Linked DNA regions of Homo sapiens: region 1 is linked to region 2. A link is an interaction called in ENCODE POLR2A ChIA-PET data of the cell type or tissue named here. Cell type or tissue: endothelial cell of umbilical vein. All regions are shown on one strand. Links, peaks and the distances in the headings refer to the core of each region. The heading gives the core; the rest is flanking DNA.

Evidence for each region. ChIA-PET counts read pairs that join two places held together with the same protein. Peaks named below come from ENCODE experiments on the same cell type or tissue, not always from the same donor. Only the 100,000 strongest peaks of a DNase experiment are listed, where the experiment ranks them.
Region 1: POLR2A ChIA-PET joins it to region 2 with 6 read pairs; 17 of 35 experiments call an interaction of 5 or more read pairs at or near these places.

Annotation. Positions count from the first base shown.
Region 1 is chr3:63,915,933-63,933,853 of GRCh38, forward strand. All of the region lies in intron 4 of ATXN7 (ataxin 7), which reads left to right. Among named protein-coding and RNA genes, the nearest start is that of ATXN7, 61 kb to the left of the region's middle. RefSeq lists an enhancer at 6,069-6,168. In endothelial cell of umbilical vein, for the core only: no CTCF peak of the experiment used is centred there; no DNase peak of the experiment used is centred there.
Region 2 is chr3:63,866,929-63,873,864 of GRCh38, forward strand. All of the region lies in intron 1 of ATXN7 (ataxin 7), which reads left to right. Among named protein-coding and RNA genes, the nearest start is that of ATXN7, 6.5 kb to the left of the region's middle. In endothelial cell of umbilical vein, for the core only: no CTCF peak of the experiment used is centred there; a DNase peak (open chromatin) is centred at 3,883.

The DNA of each region.
Region 1 (17,921 bases), core at 10,058-15,057, 57 kb after region 2:
GCCTCAGCCTCCACGAAGTGCTGGGATTACAGGCATGAACCACCACCCCCGCCAGAAACTCCTCATCTTGAAATATCTCTAGGAATATGCACTTGACTTGAATTCTCCAATGTGCAATTTTGGACCTAGGGGTTAGAAAGCCTGGATGTGAGAGAAAGCTGCTTAACCTTGCATTAGTTATTTCATCTTTCTGAATATACTTTCCCTCTTTGGAAGATAATACTACCTACTTCCCAAGGTTATTGTAGGAGCTGAAATTAAATTAGATAATATGTGAATGACTCAGTACACACTAATTCCTTTTAACTCTTTCAACTGTTGATAACCTGACTTCTTAATTCTATATTTCTAGGTACAGGGTTTTAAAATCTGTGACCTTTGAAAAGGCTTCAGGGGATTGTAGTTCCCCTGAAATTGTATGCAAAATAATATGTCAGTTTTCTAGGGTAGGTGTTCACAGCTTCCCTTGGATTCTCAAAAGGATCATTTACACGTCCCCACCCCTAAAATTCAAAACTGCTAAGCTAACCTCTCTGCCTGTTTTTTCTTTTCACTTTTTCCTCTTGTAACACATTACTTTGACCAACTCCTATCAGGCAAGACTACCCAAGGGTTAATGCTGTGGCAGAAGGTTGGAACTCTTGATTTAGATGGAGGGAAATTATTTGTGGTTTAGGTAGTAAACCTACCCAAGGCAAGAATACCCAAGGGTTAATGTTGTGGCAGAAGGTTAGAACTCTTGATTTAGATGGAGGGAAATTATTTGTGGTTTAGGTAGTATATCATTCCCTCTTCTGCCATTTGGCACAAGTAGGCAAATGTTAAGACAAAATTTGGTTATTTTTCAGAGGTCAACCTAGTTTTGTTTGCATTCTTGTATTTGTATTGCCTTATTCTTGTTCTGTAATTTGCAATATTAGTTGTTAGCATGATTAATTTTGGTGGGAAGAAATTGGTAATACATTTTGACTTTTTGTTGTTGTTGTTGTTATTGTTGTTGAGATGGAGTCTCGCTGTGTCGCCCAGGCTGGAGTGCAATGGTACAGGCACGATCTGTGCTCACTGCAACTTCCGCTTCCTGGGTTCAAGCGATTCTCCTACCTCAGCCTCCCAAGTAGCTGGGATTACAGGCACCTGCCACCACGCCTGGCTACTTTTTGTATTTTTAGTAGAGACGGGGTTTCACCATGTTGGCCAGCCTGGTCTCGAACTCCTGACCAGAAGTGATCCACCCACCTCGGCCTCCCAAAGTGTTGGGATGACAGGTATGAGCCACTGCACCTGGTTGACGTTTTTGAAATGATTAAACGTCAACCCTGGTTGATGTTTTTGAAATGATTAAACGTTTTTGAAATGATTAAGACAAATTACTGCTTTTTCCCCCAAGGTGATTTGTGAAATTCCGGACTTCCACAGATTTTGGATTTGTGAAAGTTAACAAAATTATGTTTAGATTGAATTAATTGGTACTAATAACTGATTAGGGTTTCTATATTAGTGCCTGAATATTTAGAGACCCTTAAAAAATAAAAACTTTAAATGCCTTAGTTGCACAGCAGATTTTAAAACCTATATTGTGTCATTGTAGGAGTCAACAATGGTATTGGGAAAAATGACATCTTCTTTGGGAAGCTGTCCATAACTTCTCTAAGTCTAACCGTTGTGTGGTATCAAAGTACTCTGTACTTTTTCTTTCTGCATTCTACGTGTCAGCATTTGAAACTCTGCATTATGTGATGGCTCCTTGTTAAGAGAGTAAGTTCCCTGAGGGCAGGAGTGTTGTTGATGAAGGCATATTCAGCTCCTGCACACCATTGTGCTCAGTAAATATTTGCCCCAAAAGTGGATGAGTAGAGCTACTAGGAAGATTGAATTGAGTCACTCTAGTGTGTGATTCAAATGACCAATTTTTCATTGTATTGTGACTCCAAAAGAAGACAGTATTCTGTGTGTTTGTGTGTTTAGGGGGTGTTGCTGTATGGCCCCAGGGGAGGCCAGAAGGTTTCAGCACTTTTCGTTGCTCTGTCCTTAATATAGTGCTCCATTTACACTTTCCAGAAAGGGTACAGACAGGACATCACCTCTCTTATCTTTGATATTTAGGCAAAGAAGTAGAATAGCAACCCAGTGTGATGTCCACACTTGATGACAGGTTATTTCCTTCTCATAATTAACCTGAACGTGATTGAGCCTGGGGCAAGATGGAAAAGTGTGTGGTTAGCACCTGTAGGCAACTAGAGTTCAAAACAAACAAACAAACAAACAAACAAAACAGGCTTGCTAGGAGTTGGATAGCCTCAGTAAACACAGACTGAGTCAACAGAGTACCACCTTTTTTCTTTCCTAGGGGAAAAAAATGGTTCATGGTTAATTAATGGAAAACAGGTGTTTGTGAAGTATTTTACTGTTAAAGGTACTACATTGTGGGTATAATATCCTCTCCCTTAAATAGCATTTCTGTTTTTCTCTAGGGTTTCTTTTGTCTTCTTTTCTCCTCAACTGTTTCTTATGAACAATTTGAAACATACAAAGTAGAGAAAATATTTTAATGATCCTCCTTGTATCCATCACACAGTTTCAGCAAATAATGAGTCATGGCCCAGTCTTGCTTCACAAACTCTGCCCTACTCCCCACAGTGAATTATTTTGAAGCATATCATTTCTTTTGGTTTTTATTTTCTGCTCACATGGACTTCAACTTATTTCCTGCAAAATGGAGGCTTTTTGTGTTCTGCACCTTTCTTTTGAGGCAAGTCAGGCTACCATCCCTGATCCTCTCTGTGGGTGTGTAAAGGTTCTGCAGATGGCAGTACTTGCAGTCTGCTTATATCTTATGTGCAGATATAAACCAAGCCTCAGACAGGAATCGGTAAAATCCAAGTTCCCTGCCTCAGCATCACCTCGTGCTTGTTGAACATTAATGCACATGTAAGGAGCAGTCAGGTGATTTGGTTACAGATCGCCCACACTTAAGAAACACCTCCATAGATGAGAATCAGCGTGGCCGTGACAGTGGGCATTGTCCTTGCTGACAGCTCCTGTGCGTGTCTCCTTCCTTGTAAGCTCTTCACTAACGCGTAGGTGCAGGAACCCCCAGAGACCCAGAAAGACCCTCCTGTAGCAGGGACTTTTCCCCAGTTGCAGCGTGTGGGCCAAATCTTGCCTGCATGGTTTTTGCATTGCATTGGTTGGAATAAAAACTCAAAAGATTTCATGACATGTGAAAATTATATGAGACTTCAGTGTCAGTGTCCATAACTAAATTTTATTGAAACGTAGTGACGGGCATTCATTTACTTGTCTGTGGCTGCTTGCTGCATACAGTGAACAGCAGAGTTGACTACACACAACAGAGACCATATGACCCACCAATCCCAAAACACTTACTATTGGTTCTTTACAGGAAAAGTTTGCTGACCACTGTTCTGATGAATTCCTTGGTTGATAAAAGGAAACCCAATCTGCAGAATCGCAGAATACAGTCTTATTATTCTTGAACTGTCTATTTTGAAGGGGAGAATCTTCAAAATAATAAAATCCGTTAGTCTTAAACCAAGAGTTCATTCAATATTAAAGAAACATGTTGAGTTAGAAGGAAATAATGGAGAGTAGAAATGGTTTCACATAAGAAGGTTGCTGTCTTTGTCCACTTTTATCATTCACTATCTTTTTTTTTAATTATTATACTTTAAGTTTTAGGGTACATGTGCACAATGTGCAGGTTTGTTACATATGTATACATGCGCCATGTTGGTGTGCTGCACCCATTAACTCGTCATTTAGCATTAGGTATATCTCCTAATGCTATCCCTCCCCCCTCCCCCCACCCCACAACAGTCCCAGGTGTGTGACTTTTTTATGGCATACACCTGGTTGGGAGCAGTTCACATACAGAGCACGAATAGCGCTGTTATTGCCCCAGCTTCCAAGAGCCATGGACCATGAGAATGGTGCTTGTGTTCTGTTAAGCCCCTCATGGTATGTAAATATGCAAGAGAAAGAGTCCAGAACTTTCATGGAATTTCCATTCAAATTCTCCAGAATCGCTGCCCCTGAGCTGGTTTAGAGAAGCTGAAGCCTTGTTACAGGTCTTAGGAGTTATAGGAAGAATTCACGGGGAAACAAATCTGCATTTTGATTGGAGAAGAAGGCAGACGTTGTTCTTTAGGCCCCATATCTTTATAATTTTGTGCTTACTGGAAAGTAACACCTGGCACAATCCATGCTGAATTTCTGAACCCTCATGTTTCGCAATTCATGGAGACCATGCACATGTTTCCATGTGCACAGTAGGATGGGGTTCCCAAGCTGTGTCCAATTTACAGTTTTGATTGGTTCTTGTAAACTCTAATCTCAGGAGGGAAGTATGAGGTATTTATAAATCACAGTCCTGTGATCTAGGTATCACCATTATCTCCATTTTACAGATGAGGAAACTACGACTCAGAAAAGTGAGGTAGCCCGCTAAGATCACAAAGCATGTAAGAGGCCCTGTAACCCAGATCTGTCTAATTACTCCACAGCTCACATGCTTAACCATTCTGCTGTTCCGAGCCCTTTCCAGAATGTACATGGCTTTTCATGAGCTTGAGCAGGTCACCCTAACCTTTGTTTTTCTTATCCTTGTCTAGAAATACTGACCTTTACCAAAAGCCATTTTTTTTAAGTAAAAATATCAGAGCCTTTTCTTGCTGTGCCTTACAACAGTCGGTGTGTTGTATTTAGTTGTTCTTTTATAACATTTTTTCTTTGAGGGGGAGGGGAAGTATCTACAGTTTGCATTAGAAGTAATGGGCTTTTTAAAAAAAGATTAAATGAAAGCTAAGGTTGCAGCAGATAGCAAACACAATCATCTGGGATTTGTGCCATTAAAAAAAATTCCTTTAGAAAGGGAGAAGTGAAATTTCACTATTTAAATAGCATTTCAGTGCAAGATTGCTTTTAATCACATTGTTGTTGAAAGTTTTTATTGCAGTATTTCTAATAAATGTGCCCCTCTGATTATTAAAGTATTTTTTGATTGAAGTTCTAAGAAAAAGAAGCCTGTTAGTAGACTTAGCAGTTGGAGTTACTGTACTTTTGAGAAAAAGGCAGAGGGTTACATTTATATTCATCTTGTACAGCAGGGATTATAATAAATGAGCAGAAGAAGGAGAACGATTTTTGCATTTCACCCACTCATAACGTAAAACTAGATTAAGTATTCTTGTTCTTCTTTGTAATAAAGACCCTGCTAGCATGAAATGTTTTTTTCTCTTATATGTAAGCATATGGCAAGGAAAAAGCACTAGTTCATTATCAATTAGATTCACAATCTTAAAACAGAAACTATTTCCCTCCCAGGTTATACAGATGTTTTCCATAATCCTGAACTCCAGTCATGCAACAGAAAAAAAGGTAATGCTTTTAACCAGTGGTCCCCAGGCTTTATATTTCAAACAAGAAAGTTTCAGAAATAATTTGGGGACTCCAGACATACGGTTGTTGGCAATTTATATGTACTTCCCCTCAAAAAAGTATGAGAACATTGTTTTGGAATAAAGGACAGTCCTTTAATTGTGAAAAAGCACTGTGGTCTTCGCAGAGAAGAGTATCTATTTTGGTGTTTGAGTACCATAGCTTTAAATCATTATTTCCAAAAGCGTGTTCCAGGGAACCCTGTTTCTGTGTGCTCTTGGTTGGTGTTATGCAGAAAAGAGGTTCCATATGGCAAGTTTGCAGAAGTTAGCTTTACACAGAGACAGTTCTGGGAACCCCAGTTCTAGAATTAAGCCTGGGCTCAAATCTAAGATCTAGTAGGTGAGCAATTTGAAGGAAACCGCATAGCTTTACTGAGCCTCACTTGACTCAGGTATAAAATGAGAATAATGCTAGTAACTAATAGGGGTTGGGAGAATTAAATGATATAATGCAGGTTATCAGTAATGAAAGCACAGTGTCACAAGCACGCCTTTAATCAAGTCATCAGCCAGGACTGTCAGAGGAGCAGCAGAAAGTGAAATGCCAGTTTTGCTTTAGCACACAAGGTGTAGGCAGTGAGAGGAAACTCTGGCATGACAGAGTGTAGCAAATGAACCGCAGTTTTTTTCTTTTTCTTTTTTTTTCTTTTTTATTCTTTTGAAACAGGGTCTTGCTGTATTGCCCAGGCTATAGTGCAGTGGCATGATCCATGGCTCACTGCAGGCTTGACTTCACTTCCTGGTCTCAAGCAATCCTCCCATCTCAGCCTCCTGAGTAGCTGGGGCCACAGGTGCACACTACCATGCCCGGCTAATTTTTGTATTTTGTTTGTAGAGACGGGGTTTCACCATGTTGCCCAGGCTGGTCTCAAACTCTGGAGCTCAAGAAATCCTCCCACCTCAGCCTCCCGGAGTGTTGGAATTATAGGCATGAGCAATCATGCCCAAACCTCAGTTTCATGCCTTCTTGGACTCTAGTAAAAATGGGAAGTGGGAGGTGACATTTCTTAGTTCCTCCTTTAGCCACCTCTTTGACTTGCAGAGAGAAGCATGATGTGGGTATTTACTTTTTCCTGCTTATGCAGAGTTGTACTTGCTCATCTTCTGGAAGCCTGTAGTTTGTGCTTCTTTATGCTGCTGCTTGTAATGTTTTTCAAACCCCCTTTTTTCTGGGCAAAAAAGGTAAATTATAGGCAATGTAATAAAGTCATCATGAAGGTGGGGAGTGGATCAGAAAGATAAATGAGGATCCTACTTACATGATTTTTTTAATGTGTGGTGATAGTCATGGGGGTTTTCTGCCTGTAGAGGGAATTTAGAAAATTGCCTTTTCAGTTCTTGGAAATTTCCAATTTAACTTAGCAGTTCTTCACTTAAATTACCTTGTTCTTTTTGGAAACTATATAGGAAGATTGGTTTTAATGGAAAAAATTATTACAGAAGTTAATACATGCTCACTGTAAAGATTTTACTAATAATAGAAGTATGGAACACAGAAGCCATCATTCTGTGTAATCCCACTCTGGGCCAATTTTGTATTTTCAGTTACAGGATTTGGACTTAGGGCAAATCACACTCGATCAAGGACACCTATGTAACTACTTTGGGCAGTTACTGGTAAGCAAAACTGAAACTTGCCAACCTGGTCATTTCACTTTCTGACCAGTTTCAGACCGTGTCCTTTAGTAGGCCTCAGTGTATTTTGTTTATTTTGTGATTACTGCCTTGAGAATCCTCTGACTGTTTTGCCTTAACTTCACTCATTTAGCTTTTATCCCATGTTCTCTGGGCCTCATGCTAGGCTAGATAAAGTCTGAGGATACAACTCCACAGAAGGTGAGAAAGCACAGTCCTAACTCCCAAGTCAGGCAGTTGGTCAGCAGATACTTAAGTGCCAGGTTTTCTGATGGGTGTTAGGGATAGAGTGACACAAATCAGATGGAGCCCCAGCCCTCTAGGGAAGTGAGATACAGTAAATACACAAATATTTCCAAGGACTGTTGAATGCTGTGAAGTCAAAAGTAGGGTAATGAGTTGGGGTTAGGGGGATTCTAACTAACATGATCAAGGAAGACTTTTCTAAGCATTTAACATTTGAGCTGAGACCAGAATGCCGAGAAAGAAGTAGCCACAGGCTGGGCGTGGTGGCTCACACTTGTAATCCTAGCACTTTGGGAGACTGAGGCGGGAGGATCACTTGAGTTTAGGAGTTTGAGACCAGCTTGGCAACATAGTGAGACCCCATCTCTACAAAAAAAATTAGCTGGTCATGGTGACCTGTAATCCCAGCTACTCAGGAGGCTGAGGTGGGAGGATCACTTGTGCCCAGGAGGTCGAGGCTGCAGTGAGCTGTGATTGCGCATACTGGACTCCAGCCTGGGCAACAGAGCAAGACCCTGTCACAAAAAGTAAAAAAGAAAGAAGCAGCCATCAGATCATCTGGAAGGGGCACTCTGAGAAGGGAAGGGGGAGGAATGTAGGGAAATAATGCTGACAAGGTTAGACTGTAGAGGCCAAGGAAAGGAATTTGGATTTAAGTGTAATGAAAGTTGGGGGGATAGTTGGTGGTTAGGGGTAGCTTCAGCAAGGGAATGATCTAATTCATGTTAAGATCACTGGCTAATATGTGGAGGGACTGGCTGACCAGGTTAGAGGTAATAGTGGCTTGGACTTTGCTAATGGCAGTGGTAATGCAGAGAGGTTATCCTGTTCAGGATACGTTTGGAGGTGGAGTTTACATGATTTGATGAAAAATTGGATGTGGATGAGGGAGAAATATAAGAATTGGGATTTGGGGCTTGAGCAACTGAATGGTACCACTTAATGAACTGAGGAATGCTGGCGAATGTGGGAGACTTAGGGTCAGCAGCTCTGATTTTGGCCACACTGCTTTTGACGTACTTAGTGGGCATTCATGTGCGGCTGTGGTGTCAGCAGTTGAATACACAATCTGGAGCATGGTGGAGCAGTCTGGGGTGGAGACTGGGTCAGTCTGTATCCTCAACATACAGAGGACATGGAAAGTCGTGGGACCTAGGTTTGTTTCCTAATATAGGAGTGTCAATAAAGAATCCATTAGGGCCAAGGGCTGAGCCTTGGGTCCCTCCACAGTGAGGTGGTGGGTGGGCGAGGAGGACTCTTCAGTGAGGCAGTAAGGAAACCAGATGAGTGTGATGGTGGTGAATCTGGGAAGAGAGAAGAACATGCTTTAAGTGAGGAGTGATGGTCTCTGTTATATGCTGCTGTGAAGTAAAGTCAGGCCAGAGAATCGATCTCTGGCTTTGACAGTATGAAGGTCATTAATGACCTTAATCTGGAGAGTTGGGGAGGCAGAACCCTCATTGTATGGGGAAGTGATAGCCTGAGCTGAAGAAGTGGAGAGGGCAAGTATGGACAGCTTTTTAAAGGGTTTCACTTTGAAAGGGGATTGGAGAAATGAGGCAGTAGCAGGATGAAGACATGGGGTAAAGGATCTAAGGGAATGATGAGGAGGTTTGTTTTATTTTATTTGGATAGTATTAGGGAATGTTTGTCTGCCACTGGGAATGATCCAAGAGTAAGGGATAATTGGTCACATGTGAAAAGAATTGATAATCACAAGTATAGTACCTTGAGTTGGAAAAAGGAGATGCAACTCAGAGTCCACATGGACAGGCTGGTTTTGGATGGAATCAGAGACTTTATCACATTCTCATGAGAGGAAAAGCATATGGATTCAGTTGCAGGTAGGGATGTAGAATTGTGGAATAAGATGGTTAGTTCATTCTCGTCATTTCTGTGAAGGAAGAGGGAAGTTGGGAGATCATCTGTTCACAGTAAGAGGAAGAGTTTTGTCTTCCTTTTTAAGTATCCAGTCAAGGATACAGGGATACAGCCAAGTAACAACAGACATTTATGCATCCTTTGTAGTAGGGATCCCCAACTTCTCGGCTGTGGATCAGTACCCGCCTATGGCCTGTTAGGAAACAGGCCACACAGCAGGAGGTAAGTGGGGGTGGGGGACTGAGCATTACTGCCTGAGCTCCACGTCCTGTCAGATCAATGGCATTAGATTCTCATAGGAGCACAAACTCTGTTGTGAACTGTCCATGCCTGGGATCTAGGTTGCGTGCTCATTATGAGAATCTAATGCCTGATGATCTGAGGTTCCCCTGACCCCCCCAACCCTGGTCAGTGGAAAAATTGTCTTCCACGAAACTGGTCTCTGGTGTCATAAAGATTGGGGACTGCTGCTTCAGAGGCTTCCCAGCACCCTTAGAAGAAAATGTAAACTCCCTAGCAAGGCCTGGATAGTGGGAGTGTGTGCCCAGAAAATCAGAAATCTCAGCAACTTGAGGTGGAATCCTGTCAGAGCACTGGGGTGAAGAAGTAGAGATCAGGAAAGGAAGGCTTCCTGGAAGAGGCGAATGGGGAGAGTTGGAGAGTTAGCCAGTCTGGTGTGGAAGCAGCTTGTGAGGCTGGGGCATCAGTGTGTGGGAGCCTGGAACTTGTTGCAGCCTTGGCAGGTAGGTAGTGGAGGACAGGAGATGGGAGTAGATATGTTTGAAAGATCACTATGGTAGCATTGTAGAAATGAATTGGTGGTAGCTAAAGTTAAGGGCCAGTTGGGCATGTAGCCACCTCCCTAATGTGAAATCCCCAAGTTTCTAGGTAATGATAAATGGAGGAAGTGGAATTTTAAAATGTACTTATACAATCAAATGAATCAAAATGAATTGTTTCTCCCCGGTAAAACCCTTTAATGGTTTCTATTTGCTTGCCTTTGTTCGTTCATACAACACATATTTATTGAGCATCTACTTTGTGCTAGGTATTTTCAGGAAAACAACAGCAAAGAACTGCCCTCTAAAGGTTTATTTTAGTGGAGGAGACAGGCAACAACAACGAGTTAAAGAAAAGTATATGGCAGGTGGTAAGGGGTGTTTTGGAAAAAGATGAAGTATGGGAAATACAATTTTAAATGGGGTGAGAAGGGATTTTCTGAGTCGTGACTTGTAGGATGTGAGAGCTTCAGTCGTGCATATTGTGGATAAGCTTTCACACAGAAGGAACAGCAAATCTGAAGTCTCTGGTTGGAGAAGACCTGGTGTTTTGAAGAACAGCAGGGGGCGGAGTGGCTGGAGAGGCCAGTGTGGAGAGAATGCTGTGGAAAAAGGTCAGGTGCTGAAGGGTTATGAGTGAGTTGGGCAGGCAGATCACACAGGGCCTTGTAGCCCACTGAAAATCCAAATCCTTTACTGTTGCCTACAGGCTCCACTTGGGCTTTTTCCCACTCCTCAGTTCTTGCATATGCTCTTCCCACTGACGGGCTACTGCTTCTCCTGCTGCCCCACACCTCTTCCCTGATGGTTTCTTCTAAACCTGCTAGACTTAGGTTAAGTGTCACCGTTTTTTTTAATTTGTCCTAATGCTCTCCCTCCCCTTGCCCCCCAATGCCCAACAGGCTCCAGTGTGTCATGTTCCCCTCCCTGTGTCCATGTGTTCTCATTGTTCAACTCCTACTTATGGGTGAGAACATGCGGTGTTTGGTTTTCTGTTCCTGTGTTAGTTGGCTAAGACTGATGGCTTCCACCTTCATCCATGTCCCTGCAAAGGACGTGAACTCATTCTTTTTATGGCTGCATAGTATTCCATGGTGTGTATGTGCCGCATTTTCTTTATGCAGTCTATCATTCATGGGCATTTGGGTTGGTTCCAAGTGTTGCTATTGTAAATAGTGTTACAGTAAACATACGTGTACGTGTGCCTTTATAGTAGAATGATTTATAATACTTTGGGTATATACCTAGTAATGGGACTGCTGGGTCAAATGTATTTCTGGTAGGAGTCACCTTTTTGAATTTTCCACATCACTCTCTATATTGCTTTATAGCCATTATCAAAAGATATCCATTGCTGTCTGGTGTCAACATAAACCAAGCCATCACTCTTGCTGAAAGGTGCTGTTATTGTTAGATTTGGGGTATAAATGCCAGGTAGAAGGAATTATCATGAGAAGTGTTTACATAGGTCTTGGCTAATTTGCACAATTGGCCCGGAGGGGGAAAACAGTATAGACCACCCACTAATAATAATTCTTGTTGAAGGAGGGAGATAACATTCACGGCATAACACTCCCCTGTTGGTGATAGAGTGTGGTTCGTCTTTGGTTCCAGTGTCCTGGTATTCTTTTTTGATTGAGTAACAATAAGCCGTGAAGAGAGAAATGGTTTTGGAATAGCTGGTATATACAAATAAATGACGGTGTGCTTGAATCCCTCTGTTACATCACCAGGGTTTTCTTTCCCAAGATAAACTCTGTGCTTTTTTCCAGCCTCTGAATAGGATATTTATTTTCTCCCTTCCCTTTATTTCTGTTTCTAGGCCTTTTTCTTTCCACTCTGATGAACTACTGTACTGGAGACAGACTCGGTGTCTGCTGTAGATTTTAAATGCTACACTTTCTGTTCCTCTTATCTTAGCCCCATGTCTGGTGAGCTTTTCATTGTTAACTGGCAGCTGCGATGGCTATTTCTTCAAAAGATGTTGTTGTTTGGTAGATGTTTTCTTAAAAGCTGGTGGCTGTTGCTGAAAATAATCTGTGTTGTGTGAGTTTATAATCTATTCATGAATCATATTCTCATTGTGGTTGTAGTTACGCTAGGGTAACAAATACAACAATTAATTTTTTTATTCATCAGTGCTGGGTAGTCTTTGTAGAAATTTCACAAAGATCCTCTTTTTTTCTTCACTAGTAATTCTGAAGTAAAAATAGCTACTGAAGGCTGAGCGCAGTGGCTCACGCCTGTAATCCTAGCATTTTGGGAGGCTGATCTGGGAGAATCACTTGAGCCCAGGAGGTTGAGGCTGCATTGAGCTGTCTTCATGCCACTGCATTCCAGCCTGGGTGACAGAGCGAGACCCTTTCTCAAAAACAAACAAAAAAACAGCTACTTATATATAGGATTTAGATAGATGGCAATCAAGAATTATGAACATGTGACAAATCCTTATAGCTATGTGGTTGCATACCCATTTTTTTTTTTGAGTGCCAAGGTATTTTTGAAAAGTAATTGATAACTTAAAAAATTAAGCATCTTAGACAATACCTGGTAGAAAGTAGTGGTAGTAATAATAGTAGCTCTCATTCTTTGAGCACTTACTGTGTGTGTCACGCACTGAGTAAAGAGCTTTACATGGACTGCCTCAATCCTTACAGCAGTAGTCTGAAACAGGTATTTATATTATCCCCGTTTTAAAGAGGAAACTGAGGCTCAGGAAAGTTACACTGTCCCAAATCTCACTGCTTATGAGTGGCAAAGCTGCGATTCCTGGTCTGGCTCACCCCATGGCCAGATGGTTCCCTGATTTATCAATTCAGCAGTGGCTTATTTCTGCATGTTGAGCTGACATTTGTGGGGACAACAGGAATAGGCTTTTATTTATTGGTAAATGAGTAAAGCATCAGGCGCACTCCAGAGAGCAGTTTAAAATCAGGGAATTTGCTTGGTTAATGTTTTAGATAATAGCAGCAGTAGTGAAGTTCTGGTGGAGAGGGGGAAATGGATTATGTCAGGACCTTGGGCCTAAAACCTTTGCGAGGCTTGAGTGTGCATATTAGTCCACATAAGGGTTCATCTAAACTCTGTAGGGTATATAGTTTGTAGAATGCATGGTGGAGAAATGGTTAACTCTGAGAAAGCAAATCCTAATGGTTAGTTGAGACAGGTGAAAACAATTCAGAAATTAAACATAAAAGGGAAATGGCGTATTTATTACCCACTTAGGACAATGTCTACATCTGAGAAGATAAACACAACTATTACAACATTTTAGAATAATGCATGGAAATCATTGTAATCCAAAGATTATCTAGGAAGCTTTCTCTCTCTCTCTCTCTTTTTTTTTTTTTTTTTTGTTTGAGATGGAGTCTCGCTCTGTTGCCAGGCTGGAGTGCAGTGGCGCCATCTCGGCTCACTGCAACCTCCGACTCCCTGTTTCAAGCTATTCTCCTGTCTCAGCCTCCCAGGTAGCTGGGATTACAGGCATGCGCCACCATGCCCAGCTAATTTTTGTATTTTTAGTAGAGACCGGGTTTCACCATGTTGGCCACGATGGTCTCGATCTCCTGACCTCGTGATGCGCCTGCCTCTGCTTCCCAAAGTGCTGGGATTACAGGCGTGAGCCACTGCGCCCGGCCTGCCTTTCTTTTGAGAATTAGAATTGTTAATTTTTACTCGTACCCATTAAGCAAGGCTCTGGTTGATATTAAGTAACTAAGTAGATTGATCTGACCTCTCATTCTTTTTTCCCCATCTCTGCTTGCCCGGGTGGTAATGCTACCCAGAAAGGAAATAAGTTCAAACAACAACAAAGGACAGAACTTTTCATCAGATATTTTCTTTAGACTTGGTCATGTTACATTACTGTGGCCTTACCTGTGTGTGTCAGGGCGGGCACAAGGCCGATGGGAGTTTGCTCAAAGACCAGGCCAGCTTGCTCTCTCTGACCGCAGAGCCTGTCCCAGAACCCTGTCCTTGGCTCATCACACAGTGGTTCACACTGTATATTGCCAGTGAGCTGACTGACAAGTAGTGGAGAGATGACTGAGAGGCTCCCCGATCCATCCACAGGAACTGGGAATTACCTGCCCAGTAGTCTTTGGCAGGAATCTAGGGTTTTGAAATGGTTATGACTAAATAGGACATAATTTTTTTAACATGAAAAATGGGTCTTAATATATATTTTAATGGTTCTGAAATAGTGCCGAGGACTTTGAGAGGTCAGGCTTTAATGCTTGATTTGGTAAAATTTACCAGCCCCTGTTCAGAGACAGATTTTCCTTGCATTTTAAAAGATAAGTTTTTATTTTTATTCCCAAATCCCCAGGAAATTTTAAGTGCTGTCAGTTTTGTGAAAAGGTAACTAGAGAGTGAGTAGGGAATATACCTTGCAAGCTATTGGTTTGGCCTCATTACTCAAATTCTTATTTGCCTGATGAAGATATCCTGTAATAGGATCCCTTTGTGTGTAGCCCCTCCACAGCTTTCCCTGGAAGGCCTTGGCCATGATTCTGTCTATATCTGGGCACTGTCAAATGAAGAGAGAAGTCCAGAGTGGAAGAATAGCCACTTGATCTTTTTCAAATCCCAGAGTTTACAATTTTTTTTTTTTTTTTGAAGATGGAGTCTCGCTCTGTTGCCCAGGCTGGAGTGCAGTGGCGCAATCTTGGCTCACTGCAAGCTCCGCCTCCCGGGTTCACCCCATTCTGCCTTAGCCCCCTGAGTAGCTGGGACTACAGGCGCCCACGACCACGCCCGGCTAATTTTTTTTGTATTTTTATTAGAGACGGGGTTTCTCCGTGTTAGCCAGGATGGTCTCAATCTCCTGACCTCATGATCCGCCCGCCTTGGCCTCTCAAAGTGCTGGGATTACAGGCATGAGCCACCGCACCCGGCAAGTTTACAAAATTTTTAATGGATTCGAATGTATCTGTACTGCTTAAGAATTTTTGCACCAAGTTTTAGGACACTAGACAGGTGGCTACTTCTGTGAAGATACAATAAGAACTTGCGCATTGATTTTGTTAAATATGGCTGTTGATTGCCGTATGTGGCTTGGGAGAGTAGAATGATGCTGTTTCAAAGAACTGCTAAGAAAAGGTGAGACACAAGGATCTAGAAGAGGTGGACCCTTAACGCTGGAGTTAATGGTATATACAGTAGAAGTTTTGTTTGTTTGTTTGTTTGTTTGAGAGAAGGTCTCACTGTGTTGCCCAGGCTGATCTTGAACTCCTGGGCTCAAGCATTCCTCCTGCCTCGGTGTCCCAAAGTGCTGGGATTATAGGCGTGAGCCACCACATCCAGCCTACAGCAGAAGTTTGCTGATTTATTGTTTCTAGTGCTGATCTTCTTGCTGTTACTAACTTGTAAACACCCGCCCCCCCAAAAAAAAGTAGAGGAGAAAGCATGAAGCTTAATTACCCCAAGTTGTATTATAACTCTGATAAAGGTTTTGTAGGCAATAGCTGTGAATACCCATGTGTGGAATCTATGCTTATAGTGTGTCTGGCCTTGACTAGGTTGTCAGGGGCTCAGGGAGAGCCCCTGGAGGCCATAGAGGACACTTCGGGACTTTCTCTTGCTACAGAGAGCAAACTGAAGGCCCCTGGCTAATGAGGCCGCTACAGGTCTGATCCAGTGTTCTCTTTTCCTTATGGCCTTTTTGTCTTCTCTTCAGAGAAAAGGAACATTATTGCCATCTATTTTTTTATTTTTTCAAATACCCTTGACTGTATTTATTCTGTATTAGGTGATCTCCTTTGTCTCCACCCATACCCTCTTTAAATTGCCCCACTGCCCCTGAAACTTTTACTTTAGGAAAAGAGTTTACATTAAATGCTGCTCTCTTTTAGTGTCTCCCTTGTCATTTAGGTGACATGGGTGGCAGATGTAAGTTTTAACGATAATAAAACTGTGTCAAAGGAAAGAGAAGCCTGAAGTTTGGAAGTAGACACAGGAAGGACGAGGGTGTGGGCTTTGAAATCAGGGATTCTCAAACTGGGGTTATTTGAGCAATGGGAGGTCCTTGCATCACTTCATGTATATGTGCAAAATATTGGCCATATTTACCTGAGTACAGTTTTGTAGGGAGAGAAAATATACCTTCCAACAGATTTTCAAAAGCCCTCATGACTCAATAGTGTTTAGCACCACCAATGAATATCCAAAGTGTTTTTTTATAAGATCATCACAAATTTCCATTATTATTTTACTTGTACTTAAAGCAGGTGTTTGTGCAGGTTCCCATATTCAAGGTAATTAAAAAATTTTTTAATTTGGTTTCTAAATGTTTTGTTTTGCTTAGTGCATTCACTGCTGTGTTTTCTGCAATATTAATTACAGAAACATACAGTATTTTGGCTGCATTAAAAGTTAAGAGTCAGAAGTAGGCCAGGCTGAGAAGATGAACCTTTTTTTGTCATAGTAATACCACATAGGCATGCATCATTTCAGATAGACAAAAAAATTTCAGTCCTACCTGAGGTTTTGGAACTGAAGTTATTTGTAAATTAAGGGCAAATGGGAGACAGACTTTAGGACTTGAGGTGGCAGCCAGGGTGATCTTTCTAATACTCTCATATAATAGGGTCTTGTTTTTAAATGACTTCATTGATTGCCATTGCCCTTAGGGTAAAGGTAAAACTACTTAATGTGGCTGGTGGACAGTGTTGTATTTGCCTAAGGCCACCACAGCCTCTAAACTCCTTGGCTTTTTCACAGGTTATGTGCTGTCCCTGTGTAGGTACACTTTCCTTTTTCCCAGACAATTTCCCTCTGCTCCTTTCCCGTGACCCCTTTCCCCAAGAAAGAGAAAATTACTTCTCATCTCTTAGATCGGGGCTTAGGCAGTAGTTCTTCCAGGCAGCTTCCCCAGGCCTCTGGTCCAGTTTTATGTCTGCTCCTTGCTTTTTGTGTTCAGCCATAGGGAGATTGTTACATGTCATCACAGATAGATCTGTCTAATTTTATTCAACTACCACCTAGTTTTTGGTATTATGGGTGTGCTATTCTTGTTTAAACTTGACCTTTATGGATGGACATACAGACTCTTGGCAGTGTTGCTGCTTTTACCGACAGTCCTACAGTTATTTTTACAAGTTTATTTGCAGTAGTGATGCTTTTGTTTGCTTGTTTTGTAAGTAAACTCAGACAACTTAAGAGTGTATCTAAAGAGGTAATGTCAAAGTGCCCTCCAAAAAGGCTCTACTAGTTTCAGGTGTCAGAGGTCTATCTAGATGACAGAGAAGTATGTTTTATGGCTAGGGACATGTTTCCTTTCTCTCTGAGTCTCTCCCTAAGGAACTGGCAGGCTCTACCTTTTTTTCCTGTGTCTCCCTTTCTTCAAGTTTTGGGCTGTTGAAATTATAGTTTTCTGTCCTGTAGAAACTTAGAGCCCTGTGATTTTAAAATGCAGTCTGACCTTCAAAGTAGTCAATGTTGTTGTTAAAGGAAGAATTAATTGTAGGCTTCCTGGTTATAATAATGTTCTTCATCCAGCATCTGAAAGTACCTAGGACATTAGCTTTTTTAATCCACACAAAATCTGAGGTACAGTTTTTGCCACCTTGTTGTTGACTTTCTTCATGTACTCTGCAAGCCCTGGCCTCCACAGTCTCAAAAGCAAAAACTGTTTTTGCCTCCCTCAAGAAAGTCTGTGATGAGTGAACTATATATCTTGTAACAAGATTTTGGGGTTGAACAGGAAACAAAATGTTAAGTGACTATAGTTTCAGCTACTTTTCTTTTGCAAAAAAGGGAAGTAAAATTTCCCTGTGACTGTGGTAATGTCCCTTGTATCCCTCTCAATTAAGTGGTATTCTCTACTGGGTATTGAAATAAACCTGTGCAAAGTAGTTTGTTATATAACATTTAATGGGCAATAAAGGGGTGCGCAGTGGTTCCTGCTGAATGGGTAGTCAAG
Region 2 (6,936 bases), core at 1,937-6,936:
TATTGATTTATTTGAGTCATAAGATTTCTGGGTTTTTTTTTTTTTGAGAATATGAAAGACTAGTTAAGAAAATTTGTGTGTTTATTTGATATTTGCTTTCTGAAAATATAAAAAATTATGAGAGAGCTAGCTATATATGGTCTTTATTCTGGGTCTGTGAAATAATGTAAGGAATTTTGTACTATGCTTTTAGAGCAAGAGTTATCCTGGGGGTCTGTGACCCTCCAAGGGTTGGTTTCAAGGGATTCCTGAACTCCCTGTAGTTGTGACCAGAACTTTTTGTGTATGTGTATTTTTCTGGAAGAGGGTCTGTAGTTGTTTTAGAAAAGAGATCCAGGACTTAAAAAAATTAGAGACACATCTTTTTATTGAATAAAATGGAAGTTAGAATTCTTTTCTTTTCTTTCTTCTTTTTTCCTTTTTCTTTTGAAACAGGGTCTCACTTTGTTGCCCAGTCTGGAATGCAATTGCATGAAACTGGCTCACTGCATCCTTGACCTCCTGGGCTCAAGTGATCCTCCTGCCACAGCCTCCCAGAGTGCTGGGATTACAGTCATGAGCCATCACAGAATGACCATTCTAAAGAGAAAAAAACATTTTTGAAAAGTAGATCTGTGTGCTCGTTACTTGCCTTTTAAAGTTATCTTCAGGCTGGGCACAGTGGCTTATGCCTGTAATCCCAGCACTTTGAGAGGCCAAGGCGGGTGGATCATTTGAGGTAGGCCGAGGCGGGTGGATCATTTGAGGTCAGAAATTCAAGAGCAGCCTGGCCAACATGGTGAAACCCCATCTCTACCAAAAATACAAAAAAAATTATCTAGGCGTGGTGGTGTGGCCTGTAATCCCAGCTACTCAGGAGGCTGAGGCAGGAGAATCACTTGAACCCAGGAGGCTGAGGTTGCAGTGAGCCGAGATCACTACACTCTAGCCTGGGCAACAGAGTAAGACACTGAAATAAATAAATAAATAACAAACAAATAAATAAATAAAGTTGTCTTCAGACTTAGAGGTGTAAAAGCACTTCCATTTTATTCCCACAACAAAGCATTGCCTATCAGTTGATAAGCCAAGCTGGTCTGACGTGCTAGTCCTGCATGTACTGTGGCTGTGTTTTTAAAAAATTATATCTAAAAATTCAGACCAGATCGTTTGATGGTAGATAAGCAAAGATTTGATCTTGACACCAGCCGTTGGAGTAAATGGGTCTTTCAGCTCCACTCTCTTCTCTCCAGAAAATTTGAAATTTGACTCAAAGGGAATCATTGTAAGAAAATGTGTTTGTGCCTTGGCAGGACAGTAGAACATGATGGGAAAAACACAGTTTGAGTCAAAATAGACTTAAAATTCAAATTTGGTTTCCTTTATTCACTGTAGCTACTTACCCTGCTTGACTCTTCAGTTACTCATCTGGATATGGCTAACTAGTAGAGTTGTTGGGAGGCTAGCTAGAAGTTTCCCGTATAAAAGTCTTAGCTCCTCTTTGGCCCGCAAGAAGGACTTACAAGCCAGGTTTGGGGAACCATTAATAAACATCTGAGGAAACATGTATATTCATGGTATAGGATAATAAGTACATTATTTCCAAATTGGTGTGATGAAGATATTAACACTTAAAACATTGTTTTTTAAGAAAAAGATTTTCAAAAATGAGTTAGGATTGAGTGGTCCCCAAATATAGATATTTAGAGGAAAGTGGAAAATGATGGTTTATTTGGCAGAGGGGAGGACATGGATGCTGCTGGGCAGGAAGAAATGATAGCCACCCACCAGCATTATATTTCTCTCTGTGGGCAAGATTCCATTTAACATTTTCTCTTCACTTATAATCTGAATTAAAAAACTAAAATACTGCACATGTACTTTATAGTCCATCACCCCTAAAAGTGCTTCAGCACTCCTTTCGTTTTGAGACCTTCACAGGTAACCCAGGGACTTCATGGGTGGAAGTTACACTTATAACTTTAGTTGTCTAATTCTGCTGTCTTTAAAATGCCTTCACAGTTGGGTACCTGTGTTGATTTTTGTCAATAGGAAAGGGTCTGGCAGGACTGAATCATATTTTACTTTAAATGCTGAAGTAAGAGAGGGCATTATGAGTCAAAAGAAAGTGTGAGATACGTAAATAAAATACTGTATAATGCTTATGGCCATAAAAATAAACTTGCTTCTACTATTTCTATAGTCTTAACCTTTCCTGTCATTTATTCGTGGTGATCATTTATGCTTTCTGCCCTTGGGTTGGGAAATGGTTATGAACACAGCCTTTAGGCTTTGAATATGGCCTTGATTCTCATTTCCTGAGCTCTCTGGTTGTGTTCAACTTGGTCCAGTCTCCTTCTTTGAGTCTAGAGGAGATGACCATTAAATGGGATAATAAATGCAAAAAAGTTTTGCTTACTCCTAGGCTCCTAGTAAGTACTCAGAAAGTGGTAGCCATTTTGAAGACAGTTACATTCTCATCTTTAGAAGGAGATATCATACATCTTTTTCTTTTCTTTTCTTTTTGTTTTTTTTTGAGACAGAGGCTCATTGTTGCCAAGGCTGGAGTGCAGTGGCATGATCTTGGCTCACTGCAACTCCTGCCTCCCAGGGTTCAAGCTATTCTCGTGCCTCAGCCTCCCTAGTAGCTGGGATTACAGGCATGTGCCACTACGCCCAGCTCATTTTTGTATTTTTAGTAGAGATGGGGTTTCGCCATGCTGGCCAGGCTGATCCTGAGCTCCTGACCTCAGGTGATCCACCTGCCTCGGCCTCCCAAAGTGCTGGGATTACAGCTGTGAGCTACCGCACCCTGCTAGAGATACTATACATCCTTTTAAAGAGAATACCTTTATTCATCCTTATTCCCACTTAGACCTTCTGGAACCATCTTACTTTCAACTCAGAAAAGCCTTTTACATTTTCTTGTTATGATAGGCAGGTATCCCAACATCTTGATGACCTATTGGACTTCTCCATTGTTCTTAGCCAATGGGGTTGCATTCTCTATTGGCCTGGCAGGTTATATCAAAATCTTGGATATGTCAGGGGCCAAACCAACAAGCCTGCACAGGTTTGGAGCTGTGATCCATCAAACAACTGTGTGATTTTATAGCCTGGAACAGAGATCAGCAAATTTTCTGTAAAGGACCATATAGTAAATATTGTTTACTTTGCCAGCCATCCAGGTCTCTACACCTACTCAGCTCTGCCATGATAGCAGGAAAACACTCATAGATATAAATGAATGGGTATGACTGTGTTCCAAGAAATGTTGATGAACACTGACATTTGAATTTCATGCAATTTTTATGTGTCACGTCATATTTTATTTTTTCAACCATTTAAAAATGTGAAAGTCATTCTTAGCTCCTGTTATATACAAATCTTAGCTAGATTTGGTCCATGGGCCATAATTTGCAGAATCCTTGCCTAGAATATTAGATGCATAGATTTGTGGCATTGCCAAGCAACCACCCCCAACATGTGCACACACACGTATGTGTGTGTGTGCTCACACACTGCTGTTTTATTTAGCATACTCTGCTTTTGGTATGGCAGTTTGATCTAATGCCTCATCTCTTTGGATAGGATGAAACTTCAGTCAATAAGTTTTTATTAGTCATATTGTGTGGCCGCCTTAGCACATGCATGATTCTGTCACCAATTAATTTTATTTATTGTTAAGTGTTCTCACCTTGCCCATTTTTTTATAGAGCTTGATGATTGGACCCTCTCAGATGTGATGGTTTTTGAAGGGAATCAGTGCTTTTGGAGCTGTCTTTTGCTTAATGTTCCTATTAATCCTTCTTTGCCGTGGAAGGGAAGTAATTAATACTGGCCTCTCAAGCTGCTAACTAGACATTCTTTCCTAAAGGAAATCTGTATCCTGGCCTTCCCTATTCCCTTTCTGCATGATATGTTTGGCTTTATAAAGCACACAAAAATTCCTCTTGTGTTCTAACCCCTGGAGATTAGCTCTAGGATTGGTGTGTACAGAGCATGTAGATATATATGTCTGTGTGTAATTTCATCCGGCCATCACTGAAGCTCTGAGGGCTGCTTCTTTTAGTTTCACCTTTTCACTCCCTCTACCTTTCTCTCCTGGCCATTGTGTAAGGATGCAGATTTGGTGACCTGATAACTGCTCTAACTGATTGGTTTATTTTTTGCTTCGTTTCCTGCTTTTCAACATTCTCTACTGATTTGCTTATTTTGCAGCAAGTACACTCTTTTTGGAGTTTACCTTTTCAAAACAACATTGTGCTGAAAATAAAACCACTAGAGATTATTTGGGTATTGTAGGATTTTTCCCCCTCCAAATGTACAGTAAATACAGTATAAGAGGCATGACTCAGTATTTTAGATATAGAATGCAATTTAAAAAATTGTTTGCCATTTTATATATAGATATTAGAGGTGTAAAATGTGTTCTTACTTTTAGCATTTAAGGGTTTCCTTCTTGTTAAAAAAAGTAAATTTGCTACGTATCTTTTGGATAACAGTTTGGGCAATATGAACCCAAAGTCATTACAAAAAAAGAAAAAAAGGTAAATTCACATCTAGGAATTTAAAGAAACAGTTGGTGAAGTATGCACAGATGTATGTACCAGATTGCTCACCTGTCCTTTTTTTATAACAAAACATAGAAAGTGATCTAAATACCTATGGATAGGGGATTAAGTGAATTAGGGCCTATCCATGTAGTGGAATATGCTGCAATCTTTAAAAAGAATGATGCAGTCAATATTTATTCATAGAAAAAAAGGTATATAATGAGACTATGTATAAGATGGAACTTTTAGAATAGGGTTTTAGTCATCTTTGAAGTATATGGAAGAAAATGCCAGGAGCAAGAATTGTTACAGGGGAGAATCTGTTTTAATTATTAAATTATAATCTAAAACTATAATTTTGATTATTAAACATTATTATAATCTGGTTTGTTTTTAAATTTAAAAAAAAAACAGATTATAATTTAATGCTTTAATTATCAATTAAATTGTTCCTTTTTTTTCCTTAGCCAGTTACCTTCAAATTCAACTCACCTTTATTTGCACCTGCATCTTTGTGGTTTAACTATGATAATTTTAGCAAATTTTCACTTCAGTTATTTTGGCTTTGGAGTATGTTCTATCTCCTATGCCCCACATTCTGGTGGAGATACAGTTCATTGTTTATATGAAATTAGCAACATTGATCTAGCCTTGACGAATGAGAAACGTAACCACATCTGGCTGTGACATAGTGACTCTTTGTGGACTTTGGGCCTTAGAGTTTGTTATAGGAAACTTTAGGACGTGAATACACTATAAAATATAGAAATATTACGATAATTCATGAAGCATGTCTGTCAGTTATCTATTGTTAACAACCCATTCCAAAAGTTTGTGGCTTAAAACACATACCATTTTATTTGCTCATAATTAGGGCAGAGCAGTTCTCCATTGGTAGTGCCTGGCCTGAGGTCACTAATGTGGCTGCAGTCCTCTTAAGTCTTGAGTCAGAACTAGTTAGTCAAGCTGGGCTATCTCTCTGAGCTCCACATAATCTCATCTTCTAGCAGCCTAGATCAAATTTCCTCAGGTGGAGGCACTTTGTTCCAGGAGGGTGAGAACTGCAAGGTTTCTGGAGGCTTAAGCTTAAGAGTCACACAGTACCACTCTGCCATATTCTGCTAGTCAAAGCAAGTCACAAGGCCAACTCAAATTTTAGGAGTTGGACAAAGATACCCCCTCTTGATGGCAAATGCTGCCAAGTCATATTGCACAGGATAGCCTACAGGGAATTGTTGCAGCCATCAACATATGTGCCAACCTGCTTTTGTTATAGTAACTAAACTCTGTTTGTTTGCCATGATTGATAAAACTCTGTTCTGAGGAACAGTGCTAAATGGTTTCCTGTGTTACCTCTTGGGATAACAGCTCTACATGTAGGTAGTATTATCCCATTTTAAAGGTATGAAAAGTGAGCCTTAGAAAGGTTAAGTAACCTGCCCTAGAGCTTTTATCTAGTTAGGGACAGATCTTAAAAGTTAAGGAAAATTTATGTCTATACCAGTGTTTCTTAATCCCATCACTAAAGAACTTGCATGGGGGAGGGAGAGAGGAAGGGTGGGAAGTGGGAGGAAGCGTAGTTTTTAAAATCTCAAAATCCATTATCTTAAAATTTTACATGAATTTTGTATTCTACTCTATAATATATCCCTTTTCAATGTGAAATTCATGGTTTAATTACTTGCCAATCAAATTAAATTTTATCCCCCCAATTTTTAAGAAAATGCAATTCTTCTAGACACAGTATAACAGCTAATCAGCCAGAGATCTTTGGTTGTAAGCAGTAAGAACTAAATCTGACTACTTTAAACATAAAGAGATTACTGGAGGGATGTGGTGACAACAATGCCAAAGAATCAGGCTTCAGAGTGAACCAGATCTAGAGCAGCTTCAGGGATCCAGGTAGCAGGACTCAGTAGACAGTCTTCTCAGGATACAGGAGGGCCAACCTCTCCAGCAGTTTTTAATCCCACTTTCTACTGAGAGTATATCTTTCAGGCCCATACTGGGTCCCAGCAGGTGCCTTGGTTATTGCCTCACTCAGCCAGTACCCTTTAGGGGAGTTGTCATTCCCCAGAAGTGGGAATTGATGGAGGGCAGGTAAAACCAACAGATATTTACTATCTGAACATTTGTGGGCCACTATGAGTGGACTTGGTTTAGACATTGTATCACATATAAGCGACACCATAATGATCCCTGGTTCACCCGTCTCCTTCCCAACCCTACATCTAAGGGTTTTGTTTTGTTTTGTGTTTGAAACAAGCTGTCCTTCTGTCACCTAGGCTGGAGCGCAGTGGCACAATCGTGGCTTACTGCAGCGTTGACCTCCTGGCCTCAAGCAGTCCTCCCACTGCAGCTTCTCAAGAAGCCGGGGATACAGGTGTGTGCCACCAAACCT